Linked DNA regions of Homo sapiens: region 2 is linked to region 1. The links are chromatin loops, found by intact Hi-C in ENCODE. Cell type or tissue: dorsolateral prefrontal cortex. All regions are shown on one strand. Each heading gives the region's core, and the rest is flanking DNA. Links, peaks and the distances in the headings are about the cores only.

Region 1 (10,249 bases), core at 2,574-5,073:
CCTGCTTTCCTATTATGATAATGAAAGCACTGCTCTTGCTCTGATCTAGGCTAACTCCTCTATCTTTGCCCTAGAGGTCCCATTCCCATCCCATTGGTCCCAGTGTCTTCAGCTTCTGGGTCACCCCTAATGTCTTCCCATCACTATTTAAATATACTCATGTCTACAGTTACACCCATATGGCTTCCCTCCAAACTCCTATCCTCTTCAGCTCTCTCTCCTCCCTGTCCCAATCATACTTCCCAAGAGAGTTGTGCACATTCACTGTCTTCACTTCTTCCTCTCTTCTAAATCCCTGGTCCATTCATTTCACTCAAGCCTTTCCAGATAAACTCATCAATGACCTGCTGGTTGATAAATTCAGTAGATATTTTTCAGTCATCTTTCTTGACGTTACTGATCACTTTCTTCTTCTAGAAACACACTTCCTTCTGGCTTTGTTTTCCAAGTGAAGACTAACATCTTGCCTCACTCTTAACAGATCTGCCCTCTAATTTAGTAATAAAATAGATCCCATCTTCCTCTGATAGCTCCTGCCCTTTCTCATATTCATTCTGGGCCAAGCTTCTTGAAAGAGTAGTCTCAACTTTCTCTCTTCTCGTTATACTTTAGTCTTTACCAGCTTACTCTCTTGCAGCGGAAGATATTGTCGACCGTTTCTGTTCCTGAAAAACTCTATTACTTTGGCTTACTTTTTTTAAAAAAGCACCCACTTTGTGTTTCTCATTCCCTGGCCTCTTCTCTATGTCTCTTGCCACTTTTTCACCTTCCATTGCCTTATTTGTTTGTAGTTTCCCAGAACTAGGGACAGTGATGACTATGAGAGTGCATTTTCCTTAGGGTTGTTTTGAGCATTTAATGAAATAACACAGCTATGAGTCAGTTTTAGCTGACTGGCTCCTTGGAGAAGTTGAGTTTAAATGTTGTTAATTTCTTGATTTTTTTTTTCAAGAGAACCCAGAATTCTATTTGAAATATTTTGATTTTTAAGGTTAGTAATAAGTTTGAAAAGAAAGTGCATATGTTGAAAAACAAGCCAGAATTCGCCCAGATGGCCATCAGTTTGCAATCACTCATGTAGGGTATTTAGATAGCAGTGAATGATTCTTGTGTGCATCTTGGGGTTTGCAAGGACTATTTCTGGGGATTCATCTTGACTGTACCCCAAGCACCTGGCACGGTATCCTGCACATAAATATCATTGAATGAATGAGTTTCATGAACATCTTTTTTATTTTTTAATTAACAAACAGGGTCTCACTATGTCACTCAGGCTCAAGTGCAGTGGCACAATCATAGTTCACTGTAACCTTAAACTCCTTGGCTCAAGCGATCCTCCTGCCTCAGCCTCCTGAGTAGCTGGGACTACAGGCATGTGCCACCACACCCCACTATTTTTTTTTTCCTTTTTGTAGAGACAGGGTCTTGAACTTCTGGCCTCACACAATTCTCCCTCCTCAACCTCCTAAAGTGCTGAGATTATAGGCATGAGTCACTGTACCTGGCCCAAACATTTCCTTTTATAGTTAAATTTCTTCACTGTTATTTAATCTAATGGTTGGCAAAACCTTTTGGTTTCATTCTTAGTTTCTGCTAAAGGTCTGCTATTGGCATTTCCCAGCTGTTAAGTGTTGCTATTCCTAGTAGTTTGCTTTAAGATTTGTTTCGAAATATTCTGGATACTTTCTGCTTTTGTCAGACATAGGTCATCACACTCCCTTAACTGTCTTATCATTTTTGTTTTCTGGCACCACCCTTTTCTACAACATAACATTCCTAGTGCATGGAAAATAGTTTCACAGTCTAATGAATAGTCCAGAATTGTTTCTTTCCCATCAGAGTATCTTCCTTAAACTGTACAGCATAATAATGGAGATGAAGATGGTTGTTTCTAATATTGCATCCATTCTTTCAAAGGTAAGACATTGAAAAAAAATTCATTGAGAGCATACTTGTGTGCCTGGCATAAAGAAGAAAAGACAAAATACGATCTTCTATTTCAAGGCAAGTAAAACAGATGGTAATGGTATAATGTAATATGTGTTATAAAGACAAAGAAATACACACAGGAGAGGCAGTTGGCCACGTGGCTAAGAACACAGGTTCTGAAGCAGACTTCCCATGTTCTAAGCTCAGCAAGACTACTTACTAGCTGTTTGAGCATATTACTTAATATCCTTGTGGCTTGGTTTTCTCATCTATAAAATGGGGTAGTAAAAGAAGCTACCTCATAGATTATAAAGATATAACTAAATTAATGTGTGTAAAATGCTTAGAACAGTGTCTGGCATTAAGTAAGCACTCAATAAATGTTACCTGTTACCCACAGGTACTCACTGGCATTAAGTAAGCAATCAATAAATGTTACCTACAGTGGATGCCCCATGTGTATGGTTGGTGTGTGGAGGTAGCTAGATAAGGAGAAATAAAGTCAGGAAGATTTTTCTAAGGTAATTATTGATTCAAATCTGGGAGATTTATTTCCTCAACAAATATTTACTGGGCATTTACTATGCACCAAGTATTAGATATTTAAGTGTAAAGTAATAGGGGTTGGAAATATAGAAGGAAAACTTCCCACGCAATGCAAACAGCAGGTTCAAAGTCACAAAGATGTGAGAAGGCAAGGCGAGTTCTTGGAAGGTGACTTCTTGGCGAATTCAATGTGACAGGGAATAGGGTGAGAGTTGAAGAGGAGCAATAAATGACAAGAGAAATAAGTGGAGGCAAGGATGTCTGTTTATAGGCAGTCTTGCATATCATACTATGGCATTTGAAATTTATTCTGTAAACACAAGGAGCCAAAGAAGGGTTTAATCAGGGGAGTGATGTGATCAAATTTGTGTTCTTAAAACACGATTCTGGTGATAGCATTAATCTGAGCAAAGTCAGTTTTCTTTAGGTATGGGACAGTTTTCTATGCAAACCAAAACTAATGGGTTTTGAAGTAAAAGCACTTAAAAATTAAGAAGTAAGAGTGAGTTTTCCAAATCTGCAGTAAAATACTACTTTGATTTGGAACATGTAGTATTGATCACAGATCAAACCTGTGCAAAAAAGAAGATCACAAACAGAAACATGGGACACTCTGAGTGAAACAACCAACTCTACCAGTCTGGCCCTTCTAAGATCTATCTCATAACCCTTGTATGCCTCATTAATTCCCTTAGCAAACGAACATTTATTGCACCAGACACTGCTTCAAGCACTTGGTATACGACAAAGAACAACAATAACAACAACAACAACAAAAGCCCACAAAAGATTCCTGCCCTCTGGAAGCTTGCATTTCTCTGAGATATAGATAATAAACACTAAACATACTAAGTAAATTACATGATATATTAGAAGGAGATAAGTGTTATCGAAATAAAACAGAGTAAGGAAAATTGGGAGCGTGCATTTATGATAGGAACCAAAAGAGGCTAACGAGTTGTAAGTGGATGATTTCAGCAAGGAATGAAAGGAACTGCAAAGCCCTCTGCGTGTAGAATTCATGACAAACTCTATGGTGGGGGCAAAGTCCTGTCGCTGCACATGGGTCTCAGCTGCAAAAAGAGAGTAGCCATGAAAAACTGTGTGTGTATATGCACACATACATAAACACAATAATAGATGATTTACAAATCATACATGTGATTTATACGTGTGTGTGATTTATACGTGTGTGTGATTTATAAAGCCTATGTAAGCCTACTTTAAACAGTGTGAGGTGGACAAGGCTTAAAACGGGCTGGAACATTTTCCCCCTATTATTTCCACAATAAACCATTCCTGGGCATGGTGGTGATGTGTGCGCGCGCGAGTGTGTGTTGGACAGCATCCCTTCCTTGGAACAGAGCCGGCCAGAGCCCTATTCTTCTACAACCTGTCCTAATAACAGCCTAACCTGGCAGGAACCTCGATTTTTTTCTTCTTACCACAAAAGCAAACCAAACCCCTTCCACAACCTAATATCATAGCGTGGTGTCCTTCCTCACTAATCCGCCACTGCTTCTCTAGTCCTGACTCCAAGGGAAGAATGCCATCTACCGAATCATCCGTACCAGTCAACCAGCCCCGCAAAGTGCAGCAACACTCAGCTCAACGCGGGTCAGCTCCAAATCCTCTCCCTCTGATTATTCTTTGGCCTTTAAAATATTTTTGCCTCTATTTGGGCTGACAGGAAGTTATGCTCTCGGCGCAGATATCTGATAAACACTTCCACATATTGTAGCCTTCTCAATAGCTTAGCCAAATTTCGGCGTCCTCGCTCTGTCTGCATTTTCCTTCATTGCTCTTTCACGTTTGGAATGCCCCCGTCTCTGCAGCCTGCAGACAGCGGAAACCGCGGGTGCAAATGTGCAGGGGCCGCTGACATGACCGGCTGCAGAAGCCCACTCAGGGTTACCCGAACAGGCTAGCGTTCGGGATTGCACAAGAGGTCAGGCGATGCTGTGGGCTTCCAAATTTGTACAGCTGCGACACTCTGCGACGTGCCACCCTATCCCCAGTGGGGTGGGGTGGGGGATTCCCTCCGCAGTCCGCTGAAAGCGAGGCAGGAATCACTGCAACTCCTCTGCTCAGGCTGAGGTCGCCACCGCTCCGCGGATGCACGCGCTGCAGGGGCGCCTTCCGCCGCGGGCACGGCGCGGGAAGGGATGGGGTCTGGTGGGAGTGGGCAGGTGGCGGGAGAGGCGCGTGTCCGTGCACTAGAGGCCCCCGTGCGTGACACAGGCCGATGAGCTCCTGCGGGCTGCACCCACGCGGAGTCACAGACCGAAAAGGTCAGCCGGTGGCCGGTGTGCTAACATATATAGAGAGACGCCCGCCAGGCGCGCCGCAGGCTGGGACGAGGCTAGGAGGGCCCAGGCTGGAGGAGGGCTGAGGAGGGCTGCGGGGGCGGGCCCCGGCGCAGGGCGCCCGGAGCGGAGGGGGCGGGCCCGAGGCGGGGCGGGCCGCGGCGCTGACGGGCTGTCGCCGCTGCACTCGCCTCCAGCCCGCGGTGTCGAGCGCAGGCGGAGGTACATGGCCCCGACGGGAGGCGCGCGGCGAGCACCCGGAGCTCGGCTCCCTGCCTGAGCACGGCAGCCGCGCCTCCGCCCGCGCGTCCTCGCCCCTCCGGCCGGCAGCCCGCGGACATGATCGTGTAGCCTCCTCCTGGGCTGGGATTTGTTTGAAGATTTTCTTCATGGAAGCGATGTCCCCCCAGCAGGAGACTCTAGGGGGACAGCCGGGGCGCTCCTCTTCCCTGACAGGAGTGTCTCGGCTCGCGGGAGGCAGCTGCACCAAGAAGGTGAGGACGCTGAGCGGGGGCCCGTGCCCTCCGCCGCCGCAGCCCCCACTGCCGGCGCGCGCCCTCCGCGCCCGCCACAGCAGCGCGCTAGGCGGACGCCGCGGGAATTTGACGCTCGAGGCTCGCGGCCCCTAATGAGAGTCCCAGAACACTTCCCGCCCTTGACGGCCAGCGGCAGCGCCGCCGCCTCCCGCAGAGCGCCCGCTTCTCCGTTTCTAGAGCCTTAGTCTCTCCTCGAGCGACCTCGCAGCCTCCCTCCCGTCTCCATCCGCCGCCGGTTCTGCAGCCCGGCTCCTCCCTCAGTCTAGGCGCGCGGGCTGTAGTGGGCGATCGCCTTTCCCCGACCCCTCGCCGTGCCCCTGGGCCTCCCGAAGTGGCCTGGGCGAGCACTGACTGCCCTTTGGCGGTGTCAGCCCCAAAGTCAGGGCCGGCGATGTCTGCCCGGGAGCGGCAGCCGGCGCTGAAGAAGGTAGGCAGCGGGGCTGCGGCGCTGGTGGGCTCGGCCCCCTCACCTGCCCGCCGAGGCGCGGCTGCTCCATAGCAGTTTTCGGGGGGCAGATATGGGGAGTACTGCCCCCCACACCAGGGTCCTGGATGATTCCGGGTCTCCCAGGTGGGGGTCACAGTTTGAGGGGCGACTGTGGATGATAACGCTCGACACTACGGGGACATGTAGGTTCGGCTGGGCCTAGAACCGAGCAGGGTGGGGGCGGGTGGGCTGTGGTTGGGGGTCCTGAGGGCTGAGGTGGGGGACCTTCTCCCTGCACTGGTCCCTGGCCCCTGGGACTCTGGCCGGGCTGGATAGGGATCCGGGTGTCGGTGTGGGCGTGGGGGCAGCGCGTGTTCCCTGTCAAAGCTGGGAGAGGGATGCAGGTGACAACTTGTAGCGTTCCATTCCGATAAACACGGCCGCTGTGCTGCGGGAGGATTCCGATCCGGGTCAGGTTTCGCTGGAACGGTTCCCTGAGCAAGTGCACGTGGGCCGCGGGCTGCCGGCCTCTGCCGTTTCGCTCCCTGAGGAATTGATTTGGGTGTTTCTAGCCCTGTCTGCCTGTCCCCCGCCTCCCCACCCCCGCTTCCAGCATAAGACTTTCCGATATTTTGCCTTTTTTTTTTTTTTTGCCTTGTCTTAGTGGTGCCCTTCCAGCTTTTCTGGAAACAAGTTGCGATTAGAGGCATCTTCTAGCTTTTCCTTAAGAAATATCTTAAGGGATTGCATTTGTTTCATTAGAGACTTAAAGGGGTTACGCAGGTTCCCTGCTTGTCTTGATTTTACTGCCTTTCATAAATCTTCCCACCAGGATCTTAGGTTGGCTAGAGGTCAGTTGAAGAGAGGTGATCGGTGTGCCGAGTATAGAAATGTGTGGGAGTTCCCAAGGACCTTGACCGTGTCACGGAGCCATCTAGGGGTGTCCGTGAACTTGATGATGTATGGGCTGTAGTGCCAGCTCAGCCTTTGATGTATTGAGGCTGCGGTTTGTCCTTGTCGCTTTTCCCCTTCGGAGATGGAGGGAGTGTGTGTGTGTGTAGTCAAGTCTTCCCAAATAAAACGTGAATTTATCAGGCTAGCCCTACATTTACTGACATAAATTTTAAAACTTAAAGCATTTTATTTTTGTAAACGTAAGGAATTGGAAGAAAATCAAAGATTTATTTTTCTGAACAGTTTTTTCTTTTTTTCTTTTTTTTTTACTAAGGGTATAACACTGCCAAAGGGAGGAAGCATTAAAGAGGAGCTTTATTATCATTTATCAAGTAATACTTGTCCAATAAATGAAGGGTTGCTTCGCTCTTTTCCCACATTCTTTTTACTTATCATAGCCACCGTCCTTAAGATGCTGTCGTTTGTTATGAAACTTAACAGGTTCACACATTAACAAACCAGTACCTACCTTTCCAACATCGTTGGGAAGATTAAATGTGAAATTCAGTGAATAATGACATATAATAGACATTTAATAAATGTTAGCACTTACTGTTTGCAACATCCCTATATCTGTAATTCATACCTTTGTGTCCCAGTTGTTCAAGCCAAAAATCTAGGATTCGTTTTCAACTCATTTCCTCTCTCTGCACCAACCAATCCATCAGGGAAGCTATTGTCAATCCGAACGTGTCTTGAATTTCTCCACTTCATCTCCACTGTTGCCAGTGTAGTCCAAGCCAAGCCGCCATCTCTCACTTGTACCTTTGCAGAAATGTCTTAACTTGCCTAACACCTTTCTTGCCCTTCTTTGATCCAGTCACCACTTTGCACCAGAATAATCTTTTAAAATGTAAATTAATCATGTTGCTTACCTGCTTAAAATCCTGCAGTGGCTTTTCATCCATTTATAATAAAATTCAGACCCCTTTTTCTTGGCCCTGTCTACTTCTGCCACCTCATCTATGCATCCCCCCCTTGTTTGTGTATTCTCCAACCACATGGGCCTTCTTCCTCTTCATATTTCAAGTCATCAAATTCATTCTTATTTTGAGGCCTTGATGGTGTTTCTCTGTGCTTCAGCCCCAGGTCTTTGCAGTCCTGACTTTCATATTATTGTCAGATCGTAGGTTCTAGCAGAGGCCTGCCATTGACTACCTAAGTGGAAGTGCTCCTCAGTCATTCTCTATACCTTCTGCTTTATTGTCATCTTAGCATTCATCCTGGCCTGATATTTTCTTATTTACTTGCTTGTTATCTGTTACCCACATCTGTCACCAGATTGAAAACTATGATAATAGGGACCTTATCTGTATTGCTTAGGGCTGCCTCTCCAGCACCTAGAATAGTGTCTGCTATATATTAGATTTTCCGTAAATATTAGTTGGGTTATGTACAGCAGTGAACAGGACAGATATGGCCCCGTCCTCAGAATTTATGGCTCAGAGCAGGGTCAGCAAACCTTTATTTAAAGGACCAGATACTAAATATTTAAGGTTTGTAGGCCCTTTGTTACAGGCTACTCAGTTCTGCCATTATAGTGCTAAAGCAGCCATAGACAATGAAGAAATGAATGGGCATAGCTGTGTTGTAATAAAACTTCGTTTAGAGAAACAAGTGGTGAGTCTCTGTGGTGTAGTTTCCTCTCTCCTAATTAGGGGAGAGTAGTGCCACTGAGTGGTACATTGTGTAATGATGGAACGCCTTTATCTACAGTGTCCATTCAGTAGCCACTAGCTACATGTAGCTATTGAGCTCTTGAAATGTGGCTGGCATGACTGAGAAACTAAACATTTTTTAACAGCTTCATTGAAGTATAATTGATATAGAATAAACTGCACATATTTAAAGTATATAAATTTAATAGTTTTGACATATATATACGCTTGTGAAAACATCTCCACAGTTTAGCTAAGGAATATATTCGTCATCCCCCAAAGTTTCCTCATGTCCCTTTCTAATTCCTTAATTCCCTCCCCATTCCCAGGCAACCACTAATCTGTTTTCTCTCACTGTAGGTTAATTCACACTTCCAAAGATTTTTTGTAAATGTAATCATACTTTATATTCTTTTTTTGTCTGGCTTGTTTCATTCAATACAATTACTTTGAGGTTTATCCATGGTTTTGCGTGTATCGATAGTTCATTTCATTGCTGAGCAGCATTCCATCATGTGACTAGACTACAATTTATTTATCCATTCATCTGTTGATGGGCATTTGGATTATCTCCAGTTTTAGGCTATCACAAAACTGCTGTGAACATTCATGTATAAGTCTTTGCATGGACTTCATTTTGGGGGAGTAAATACTTAGGTGTGGAATAGCTGGGTCATATTTTAGGTATATATTGAACTTTTTAAGAATCTGTCCATTGTTTTTTCCGAAGTGGTTTTATATTCCCCCTGGCAGTGCATATGAGTCCACCTACTCCAAATTTTCACCAGTACTTATTATTATCTGCCTTTTTGATTACAGTCATCTTAATGGATGTAAAGTGGTATCTAATGGTTTTGATTTGCATTTCCTCAATGATTAGTGATGTTGAGCATCTTTTCACGTGCTTATTTTTCATCCATATGTTATCTTTGGTGAAGTGTCTAAATATTTTGCCCAATTTTAATTGTGTTTTCTCCCAGTCTGTGACTTGTCTTTTTACTTTCTTAAGAGTATCTTTCAAAAGAACGGAAGTTCTTATTTTTGGTGAAATACAATTTGTCATTTTTTTTTTCTGTAAGCTTCTTAATTATAATCAACTTGAATTTAAATCTAAAGAGCCACATGTGTCTAGTGGCTACTGTATTGGACAGCATGGGTCAGAGGAAGAGACAAAAAAAAAAACAAAAAAATGAATAAATGGTGATAACTGTTATTAAAGGAACAAACATAACCCCGAATTAGACAAATGTGGTTGTTGAGTTAGATCATTCTGCATTAGGGTGTTCAGGGAAGGCCTTTTTTAAGTGTCCCTTAACTCTCTTATGGCTTAAAAAGACCATGCTATAAAAAGAAGTGGGAGCATTAAGTTCAAAGGTCCTGAGGTAGGTATGTTTGAGGAGCTAGCATGTAGATGCTGTAAATGAAGTCAGTCTCTTTATTTTATAGCCACATTTATTATTTTAATCTCAAGCAGAATTGCCTAGCTAGATCACTCACTTTTACTCACTAGTCAGAGGATTTCATTGTTTCCAAAAATCAAATCCACTCTCAGAAGACAAAGATTTTTCCATCACTGAGGCACTTCCAAAGAATATACAATAAATTTGTACAGTAATTCCTAAAAATTGAATTCTAAAATGTAATAGCATATAGATAAAGCATAGATAATACTTTAAGTTATTCTGGAATAATACATCCTTGAGGATATCCACATTTTCACGGAATAGTTTTAATGAAGTGGAAGCACATATTAGAATCATTTTAGTTAGGAATGATTTGTATCAGACTCAAATATTCTGACCTTTTGGTTTCATATGCTAATTGAAAAATCTTTAAATAGGATGAGTGTTGGAATGGGGGAAAAGAGACTTATAGGCCCAGAAAGCCAGGCAA
Region 2 (10,249 bases), core at 2,991-5,490, 710 kb before region 1:
AGGTCCCATGTCTGGGTGTTCGGCAGTGCTGGGTGAGCGGCCATGATTATTCTTGACCGCCATGGGCCCCTCTCTCTAGGCCTCTACCAAAGGGTCCTGCTCAATTTCACAGCTCAGAGAGGTCTGTGATGTGGCTGCCTTTTTCCAGAAAGAAGAGCATCTTATTGTGAATGGATCTCACCTTTCCTCTAGTCTCTAGAGCTGAGATGGGTAGAGAACTGATCCTTTCTTAATGATTTCAATTTAGTAGCTCCACTTTGCTGGGGTATATTTAACAGCATTATGAGAGAAAAGAGATGTTCCAATAGAAAATGGAGGCAGGCAGGGACTTTTTCTTACCCACTTATGAAGAAACTCTGTCACTGAGATCATTCTAGGTCTCTTCAAGGAAATAATATCCTTGTGGGGAGTTGATTTTCATTCTGTCTTTGTGACTTCAGTGGTGGGATTGTAAATCAATTGTGTTTGCAAAGACTGAGAAATGTTCTGATGGCGCTGGTGAGCTCCCAGGGAAGCTCCAGAAAACATGCTCTGCTAAGGCACATACACTTTGAGTAAACTCCGGGGTGATATTAACTTTCCCACACCGGCCTGGGAGCTGGCTGTGCCAAACCTGCCCGGGCCTGCCTGCCTCTGATGCAGTGTGATACAGGGGCGTGGTAAGGGGAGTGTAGGTGAAGAAGCCTTGGGTGCTGGTGAAGAGGGTGACTTCTGATCTGGTCTTTCTCATCTAGTGGTGGTCATCATCTGGAATTCAGGCCGGCCTGGGCTCTGGTAGCAATGGGAAAACTGAGGAGTCAGGATCTCTGGAGCATGGAGGGAGAGTCACTGTGAGAGGAGAGCCCAAGGTGTGCTAGAACTATAAGGGAACACTACAGATTGAAACACCTTGTCCACCCACCACCGCTACAATGCAAACCCCTTTCCCTATCCCTGCCATATTTGCCATGCATATTTCTGCAGTACATTCTCTCTATTGTGTGTTCTCCTTTTCTTTTGCCAAAGAAAGTGTCTTTCCAAAGAGCTTTGGAGACACGGAGAGAGAACCATGGGTGCTAGAGTCTTCTGCCAGGAGGATCTATACAATGTGTAGATACAACCACTCTCAATCCAGTCCTCCTTTCCATTTTTTTTTCATTTCCCTTCCCTTCCTCTGTCACTGCTTTCATGGTTTCTTGGCAATTCTCACCTCTCTCTGGCTGGACCACCCACTTTCTCATTGTGGGAAGACACTGAGCATACCCCACATGAACTCATCACCCTCCTCCTTGTCCCGCTGTGCTCCTCTTGACACCCTGGTTTTTGGATAATGATGCCAACATTCTGTAAATCACCTAGGCACTAGAGCCCAGGTCAGTTTCTCCTTTTTTTTCTTTCTTTGAGACGAGGTCTGGCTCTGTCATCCAGGCTGCAGTGCAGTGGCGCAATCTCGGCTCACTGAATCCTCAACTTCCAGGGCTCACGTGATCCTCCCACCTCAGCCTCCCGAGTAGCTGGGACTGCAGGTGTGTGCCACCATGCCCAGCTATTTTTAAATTTTTTGTAGAGATGGGGTGTCACTATGTTACCCAGGCTAGTCTCAAACTGTTGAGCTCAAGCGATCTTCCCACCTTGGCCTCCCAAAGAGCTGCGATTATAGGCGTCAGCCACTGTGCCCGCCCTCAGATCCATTTCGATGCTTTTCTTGCCCTTGCTAGTTCCCAGATTGAGTGTAGTCTGCTTGGTTAGTATCTCTTGCATTCATACCCTATTTTTCTTCCTACCTACTGCTCTGATTTTGGTAATTATCTCTCATCTGGGTTACTACAGTAGTTTCTTAACTGAAATTTCAATATTTCCCGTCTTTCTTCTTAAGTTTTTCTTCTACTATCGGGCCAGATAAATCTTCTAAAAGGCGCTGATCATAACCTTGCAGCATTAAAAACTGTCATTAACTCTCCATTGCTAACCCCCAAGTCCCCAGGCTCCTTAAATGGTCAGCACTGGGGGCTCTCCAGTCTTCTTTTTCGACTGTATCCTTGGAGGGACTATGAGCTCCATGAGGCCAGGGCTCCTGTGTCTTTTGTGTATGTGTTTATCTCCATGATCAGCATGGAGCCTGCCTATGGTACAGAGTGCCTGGCATGCAGCAGGGCCTCAACAACACCTGTGAACCCCCTACCCAGAAATGCTGCCACTGTCTTCCAGGAATCCTTACTGCTTCTAAAAAATACCCTTCATTTTTCCTACCTCCTCCTTTGCACACGTTCTGCCTGGAATGCATGCCCCATGATAAAAGTTTGTTCCACACCTACCCATTTTCCCAGGTCCAGCCCAAATGGCGCCTTCCTTCATGTAGCCCTCTATGATTGTACAGAAGGACCTGCTCATCCGCTTTCTAAACTGCCATGGCAGTTTGTCCCCTCTCATGGCCCTTGACATCACATCTCTTCTCTAGTAAGGTTTGAGCTACTTGGGGACCGGGCTTGTTTTTATTAATCTTTTAAAGTACCTAATACAGCCTGGCTCACTGCAATCTCTATCTCCCAGGTTGCAGTGATTCTCCTGCATCAGCCTCTTGAGTAAGCTGGGATTACAGGCACCTGCCACCACGCCTGGCTAATTTTTGTATTTTCAGTAGAGACGGGGTTTCACCATATTGGTCAGGCTGGTCTCGAACTCTTGACCTCAGGTGATCTACCCACCTCGGGCTCTCAAAGTGTTGGGATTACAGGCGTCAGCCACTACATCTGGCCTAATTTTATTGAATTAATAAACAAATGCTTAAGTGACCGTAAATCTTTTATCTGCAGGCTTGGTTTATTAATAACCACATAACCTTACCACTTAATGATGATGAATGACTTTGAGGCCAGTTAGCATTCAGTTTATTGGCCTCAAATAAATGAATTATTTGGGTGGATTAACCAACTGTAATAAATGTGAACAAATTAGCACTGTCATCTTACAGCAAAAATTATATTGAGGTGAATTCCATGCCAAGTTGTGGGGCAGGACGCCCAGCATTTTCGCGTTAACTCATCATCTCCTTTCTCACCCCATGGTGTTCCTCTTGACTCCTTTGTTTTTAGATAGTGACACCAACATTTTGTAAGTCATCCAGCTCTAGAGCCCAGGCTAGTTTCCTTGCTTTCCTTGCCCTTGCTGCTTCCCAAATTGAGCATCATCTATCCGTGTCACTCTCAGTATCCTGGGGCACTGGATTGTATCGACTTGGGCTGTGGATGGGAGATGCCCTAAAGATGAACCTGTGAGGGCCTTTAGTGTTTCTCTAGCTAAGAGCTCTCTGAAGAACATGTTTCTTGCGATGGGCAGGATGGGAGAGGCTGGTCAAGCCTCTGAGCCTGTGCTCATTTCCCTTCACCTATTTTGCTCCTCCATGAGGCTTCTGTCACCACTGGTGGTGGTGGTTCTAAGGCTGTGGTGACCTGGGGAGGGTCTCTGTGGTGACTTAGCACCTGGGGAGGGAGAGGTCTGGCTTTCTCGGCCTCCTCTTCTGGCAGGGCCCTGAAAGGAGCTCAGGCCTCGGAGATTTCCTGGTTCCAATGTCCTTTCGTCTTAACAGTCCTCAGCTCACAGCTCCTCCAGAAAGTGGTCTTTATGTGTAAGGAGCTGAGTTTTCATCCTGGCATGTCTCTCATCTTTCTATGCCTTAATTTCCTCATCTGATGGTGATATCTATTTTTTGAGGGTGGTGGCATTGTTTTTGTGTATTAAATGAATGTCATATACTTTGAGAACCAAGCATGTTATATTATTATTTATTGTCATTGATATCGACAGGTCCTTTGGAAGTTGTCAGCTTGGGCTCAGCTGCCTGTGGTGTAAGGGTGGGCAAGGTGTCTAAGAATTCCTTTGGGGAGGGGTAGGCCAGCTCTCTGGGAGGTAGTTAGTAGGAATGCTTAACTGAATGGTTTGGTGCACATGATGCTTTGAGATCGGTGCAGTGGGGACCTTGGAACACATGCCATTAGTCTGGCCCAGGCTGGGCTAAGGGCCTGTCCTGGGAGTTATTTCAAGTTTTGACAATGGAGATATGGCACTGATGTAAAAGGATTTGATTCTTAGGATCTTCCAGATAATGCTGCCCTTATTTGGGAGCAGTGGATTGGGGGAGAGTTGGAAGATGTTCCCAGAATCTAATTTCTAGGGGAGAGAGTGCCTCATTCGGTCTCCCGGGCCCGCCACCACAGCGAGCTCTCAGTAGGGGGAGCTCTGTCACTGCGGTGGCCCTTCTTGCTGACTCGGGGTGGAGGGGCTATCTAGGCACCTGAGGAAGGCTTAGGAGTGGCCAACAGGGGTCTCTTCTGCAGGAGGAACCTGAGGTGTCTGCTGAGGAGCAGCCAGGTCAGGAGTCACTGGCTACAGGGTCCCCACCTGGAAAAGAAATGGAAATGCACTGTGTCCAGTGCATGGGGGAGAAAATGCACCAATGTCCTGACACAGGGAGTCTCACTAAGGTGGGGGAAAACAGAGAGGTGTGCAGCCTTACTAAGACCAAAGCTGCCACAGCACCTGCTTTATAGTCTATAGAATCCAAAACTGCCCTCCCTCTCCACCCACAGCTGCTTTTGGGGATTGGCTGCCAGCTGGGGATGGGGGAGGCCAAGACAGAACTTGGAGTTCCTGAGTGTGTCCTATGGGTGTCTCGTGTCCATTCTTATTGAGCAGGGGAGGGACCTTGTCCTGTTTCTGGCCTCGGGAGTCACCCTGTCCTGTCCCTGGCTGATCCTCTGCACCTGAGGCACAAAGGTTCTATATAGGAGTGTTTCCACGTGGTGATTCAGGTTAACTGTCTTCCTGTGCACTTGATGCCCAGGCTCGGTCTGGGAAGAGAGGACAAAAAGGTCAAAGGACACATCCTTCTATTCCAGCCTGCGCTTGGTGGCCATGTGAGCATTAGGGCGATGAAGGCCTGTGTGCACATGCATTTCCAGGACTCTTGGGGTGGCAGGGTGGGGTGAGCACTGTGAATGTCCATCTTGAGTGTCCAGCAGGAGGGCACCTGGGTGGTCTCAGAGGCCACGTACAGCAGCCATTTCTCATGAGCATGAGAGGAAGTCCAGCAGAAGTGTGTCAGTGTGGTCTTTTTCAGAACCACTCTGCCCTTACTGGGGACCTCTATGATCAATTTTTGTGCCTTGAATATTTAGGTTGAGATTGAGCTTGGTGCACGGTTGGCTCAGAGCTGGAGGAACGATTTGCTGGGGCTCCCTTGTGAAGGTCGCTGAGACCAGAAGACCCTCCCCTGCATCCTTTTGTTTTGGGATAAAAAAACAGACTGGCTTGAAGCAGTTTAGGAGAATCCTATTGGAATGATAGATTAGAGATTCTCTCTTGGTGCATAGAGAAGGGACTGTTTTCCTGAGTTTCAGAGATAGGGAGAGGTTGACTTGCTCTCCAGCAACTTCTGGGCCCTTTTGATTCCCGTGAGCTTGGTCTCAATGGTATCACGAAAAATTGCTGTGACCTGCCATGCCTTCTGCCTTTTTTTTTGTCTGATGGAGTCTCACTCTGTTGCCCAGGCTGGAGTGCAGTGGCATGATCTTGGCTCACTGCAACCTCTGCTGCCCTGGTTCAAGCGATTCTCTTGCCTCAGCCTCCTGAGTAGCTGGGATTGCAGGCCCCTGTCACCATGCCTGGCTAATTTTTGTATTTTTAGTAGAGATGGGGTTTCACCCTCTTGACCAGGCTGGTCTTGAACTCCTGACCTTGTGATCTACCTGCCTCAGCCTCCCAAAGTGCTGGGATTACAGGTGTGAGCCACCACGCCCAGCCGCCTTCTACTTTTTGTAAGCCTTAGTTTATAGTGTTGCTGGGGAAGTTAGCCCCATTTTCTCTTTCCTGCAAGCTGGGCAGGTCTATGCCTCTAAGGTGCAGACATCAGTTAATTGGTAGCCAGATGGGAGCCCACAGGGACATCCTGCCCTTCGGGAAACACACGTGCAAACCTAAATTTTGTCTTTGCAAATCGGTTGACTAGCTGTGCTTGCTAGAAGCAAAGTAGCTCTCATGAATTATCCAGTTTGGAGTTTTTCAGATCATGATGAACTCAGACACAAAGCCAGGTCTCCTCCTTTGTATGGAGGCAACATTAGGTAAAGGGGAGGGCTGAATGCTCAGGTCAGCATAGCTAATTATGCCATCTCATCCTCCCCCAAGCCCTTCTATGGCTCTGGCTGCTCTTAGAGATAAAAACCCTTTAGATAGTCTACGAGGCCCTATATGAGGTGCCCTCTCTGAGAGCTAGGCTCTTGAGATCCATTGCACACCAATCTCTGGACTCCAGCCACTTGGGACCTTGGTTCCTTGATTCTGTCACGCTCTCTCCAGCCTTAAGGCCTTTGCATAAGTTACTCCTTTTTCCTGGCATGTTCTTTCCCATCCCTATCCCATCCTTTTTTCTAGGTAATTTACTCTCACCTTTTAGGGACTAGCCTAGGTGTCCCTTTCCCAAAGGAGCCTTCTGGGACCTCCAAGATTGTGTTCCATCATGTACTCTCAAAGTCCTTGGTAGCACTTATTACAATTATTAGTGTTTTGAATTGTATAATTGATTCATTTTTCTCTGCTAGAATGTAAGCTTCATGAGGGTAAGGCCTGTTAGTTTATTTTTTTATCCTGTCAACCACTCAGCATAATGCTTGGCACAAATTAGGTGCTCAATAAAAATGTGTTGAATGAATGCATGAATGAACGGGGTCACCAGGTTGCTACTGCAATCCCTCTGGCATTCTACTAGACAAACTGTGTCTCAAACTGTTGAATGCTGTTTCTTGTTCTTACCCATTACAGGGGAGAACCACAGGTGGGCAAAGTAGCTCTACATACAGCTCCTGTGACTTTTGAGGCTTAACTCTTGTGAGATGATCATGGTCTCATCTCCCCCTGTTTTATCTCCCCCAGAGTCTCTGCTAAGGCAGAGTCCACACCCTACCATGCCCACTGCCTTCTTCCTCCTGATCCTTGGTCTTTTGGTCTTTGTGTAAAAAATGTGGCTTTCTCCAGGCAAAGCCCAGAATGCCACCTGGTCCAAGGAGGATTGTTGGCTATGATCTCCTCAGTTTCACTTCCAGAGCTGGCTGCTCAGATTGGTCTACCCTGCTGTGGATGCAATTTCAGGATGAGGTTGAAGAGCAGGTCATCTGGACTGCTGGGATGATTTTAAAGGAAACTTTAATATCTCCTGGACAAGCCAGCAGCTGGTGTCTGCAAGTCCTCCAGGACTTTGCACCTTGAGACTTGGATTCAGGGGCAGCTGAGAAGATAGACTGTGAACTTTCCTTTGCCGAGAGAACTGGACTACAGCTTAATGGCTGGACCCTAGGCATCTCTAGGACACTACAGTTGTCCATTGTAGATTCCTTTACCTCAAGCCACTTCTGGACCTGCCTGTCCTTGGGTGCCTGGTGCTGAGTCAGCAACACCTCCCTCCTGTCTTGGCAATGTGTGGCCAAACTAAGCCAAGTCTGATTATAATGGGTTGGTTCATCTAGAAGCTCACATCCCGTACTCTTTTTCCAATATGGCACTTAGCCAACTGGCACCCAATAGTGAAGAGTGACTCTGGGAACTGAGGCTGCTGAGGACTCATGACCCTGCAGAAGCCAACAGCAAAAGCTGTGTGGAGGGTGAAGCCATCCCGCTGCCAGGCCTCTCTCTCTGCTCCATGTCAGTTCCTGTCTGGCAGCGCCATGGCCTTGGCTGGCAGTCAGAGACCCGCTGCTGGTACTTGCTGGTGGCTTGGCTCTCTTCCATCTAGCCAGGGCATTTGGACCTTTTTTCTATGTTCTGCTTATGAGCTTGGGAAGCGAGCCAGTGGTTCTCCTTGGAAGTTGCCTCCATCCTTGTCATTTCCCACCCTAGTCCCAAGGGAGACATGTTTCTTTCTCTCTTCCGTATTGACACCTTCTCTTGCCTTTGGCTCAAATACAGACACCTCAGGTAGCACCAGTGCTGTGGGGAGGCCAAGGGGCGAGGGGCACGTACAGGAAGTGGTGGTGGCAAAATAGAGTTAAGTTCGGTTACCAGTGCTGGATGAAGCTTTGTATCTCTAGGGTTGTCAGTCAGCCAAGAAGGAAGGCAGTTACAGGCCTAATTCTTGGTTCCTGAACTGATTGGCTGTAGCTTTTATCAGGGACTCACTGGCACTTCTCTGAGCATCAGTGTTAACTTCTGTCATGGGCTGAATTGTGCAGCCTCCTTCTTCTCCTCCAAGTTTATAGGTTGACTTCCTAATCCCCAGTACCTCAGGATATGACTCTATTTGGAGATAAGGTCTTTAAGGAGGTTATTTAGGTAAAATGAGGTCATATGAGTAGGCCCTAATCCAATATGACTGGTGTCCTTATGAGAAGAGATTAGGACACAGATAGGTATAGAGGGAAGACCATATGAAGACAAAGAGAGAAGGCGGCCATCTGGAAGCCAAGGAGAGGAGCTCCCAGAAGAAACAACCCCGCTGACACCTTGACCTTGGACTTGCAGTCTCCACAATGGTGAGGAAGTAAATTTCTGTTCTTTAAGCCATCCAGTCAGTACTTTGTTTTGGCAGCCCTAGTGAACTAAAACAAACTCCTGCAGACGTGGCAGAGAGGGTTTGCAGAAGGGCCAAGAGAACGGTGGCTTAGATGCTTCCGGTTTTCCCAGCTTCTTCATGGACTCTCAAGGTTGGTGGTATCCCTTTGGCTTCTCTAGTTCTTTCTGCTTCAGGGAGCTACCAACCTCCTCTGGTTTTGGTGGTTAGCCTAAGTAGCTAGTAAATAGAGTGTTTCTACTCTTAATCTTATTTCCCCTTTATGAAAACCTTATGATAGGCGCTGCAGAATCTCCATGTCACCCAGCATCGTTGGTCCCGCCCTCTGGAAGCTCACATTCTATGCGGAAGACAGACATGAGGATCACTTCACTGCAGCATAGGAGGTGCTGTGATAGTGCTCAGCAGGGGGCATGAACTAAGGAGGACACCTTGAGCCCACCTGAAGAAGAAGGTCACAGAATGCTTTGTGATGATGATGGCCAAGCCTAAAGTCTGTCAGTTCTTTGAGGACAGAGGCTGGGTCTTTCTCACCTTCCTTCACCCATGGCATCTAGCACAGCACTTTGCACATAATAAGTGCTCATCTAATGTGTTGGGCGAATGGCTCTCTTAAAGTCCCTTCCAGCTTCATGATGCCATAATTCTGTGGCCTCAGAGGTCCCACAGCAGTCAGATGGCTTAAGGTGCTGCTGGCAGACGGCGTGAAGGTGAACAGACATGGGGTTTTATGATATGCAAAATCACTCATGAACAACTAAACTGGAAACCAGGGAGGAGAGCATAATGAGCTTCCCTTCTTAGCTTAGATTTCTAGGAGAATCCTCAGGCATAACAACAGGAACACAGCCAGTGCAGCTGCCCCACGTGGATGATCAGAGGCGACGTCTTACTCTCCACAAAGCCAAGTTTGGTCAAGCTCCTCACAGCTGTTTCCCACAGAGAGGAAATCCCCTAAGTTCCCAGGCAGTGTAAACTGACCGTGTGTTTATAAAATAGACGCCATGCCCCAAGAACATGAAAACAGTCCAGATGCATGAACCTGCAATGCAGCAGTGATTCAAGACACTTGGGAGTAGGGAGGAGAGCGTGAGTGAGAGAACGCTTCAATGCCGAAGCAGAGTGGCTGTTCTCTGGAGAACACCCAAACTGATCTAAAGCCAAAGTTCAAAAAATAACAAACATGCAAGCCTTTTGAAAACAAATTGTGCCTAGATATCTTTGCAAGCTGAGTGGTCAGCCCTCAGACAGTGCTATGAGGGAGTGATTGCAGACCACCCAGCACCCAAGGAATTAGGGGCAGTTCATGCTGTCCCTGTGTCCAAGGGCTCCGAGAGCTCAGATTAAAATTCTTTCTGCCCAGCTTTTGCAAGATGGAACCAAAAGAGCCCACTTGTGAGAAGGCAGGGGATTGAGGAGGGTCCCCTCCTCCCAGTACGGACTGTGTGGTGCCTTCAGATGAGCTGTTTTGTTTCACGCTGAGCTGAGCTCACCTAGGCGATGACCTTGTGACAAGAATACCAGGCTGAGTCCAGATCAGCAAAGAGGGGACAGGAAGAGGAAGAGGAAGAGAGAAGCAAGTGCAGCCATGCGAAGCTGTGACTGACAGAAGCCAAGTCAGAACTGCTGGTTAACATAATTTTTAATCCTTCATCAGGGCTGGTAAAATGTTGACAAAGGAGAGTCCTTGTAGTGAATCTCTCAGTCTATTAA

The links. Hi-C counts contacts between places; a loop is a spot of excess contacts. Peaks named below come from ENCODE experiments on the same cell type or tissue, not always from the same donor. Only the 100,000 strongest peaks of a DNase experiment are listed, where the experiment ranks them.
Region 2: a loop joins it to region 1, with 2.4 times the contacts of the local background. A loop is called at or near these places in 5 of 110 quality-filtered maps.

What each region holds. Positions count from the first base shown.
Region 1 is chr11:110,707,153-110,717,401 of GRCh38, reverse strand. ARHGAP20 (Rho GTPase activating protein 20) reads left to right here and starts at 4,965. Exons shown (of 15, transcript NM_001384657.1): 1 at 4,965-5,275. The coding sequence starts at 5,171. RefSeq lists silencers at 4,854-5,013, 5,034-5,093 and enhancers at 4,617-5,118, 6,101-6,746. In dorsolateral prefrontal cortex, for the core only: a CTCF peak has its summit at 4,031; DNase peaks (open chromatin) are centred at 4,051, 4,441 and 4,691; H3K4me3 peaks cover 1,673 bases; H3K27ac peaks cover 1,567 bases.
Region 2 is chr11:111,417,162-111,427,410 of GRCh38, reverse strand. It overlaps LOC100132078 (a long non-coding RNA gene), which reads left to right and starts at 9,225. Exons shown (of 4, transcript NR_046085.1): 1 at 9,225-10,249. It also overlaps a transcript of BTG4 not described here. RefSeq lists an enhancer at 9,370-9,479. In dorsolateral prefrontal cortex, for the core only: a CTCF peak has its summit at 4,208 (motif pointing right); a DNase peak (open chromatin) is centred at 4,210.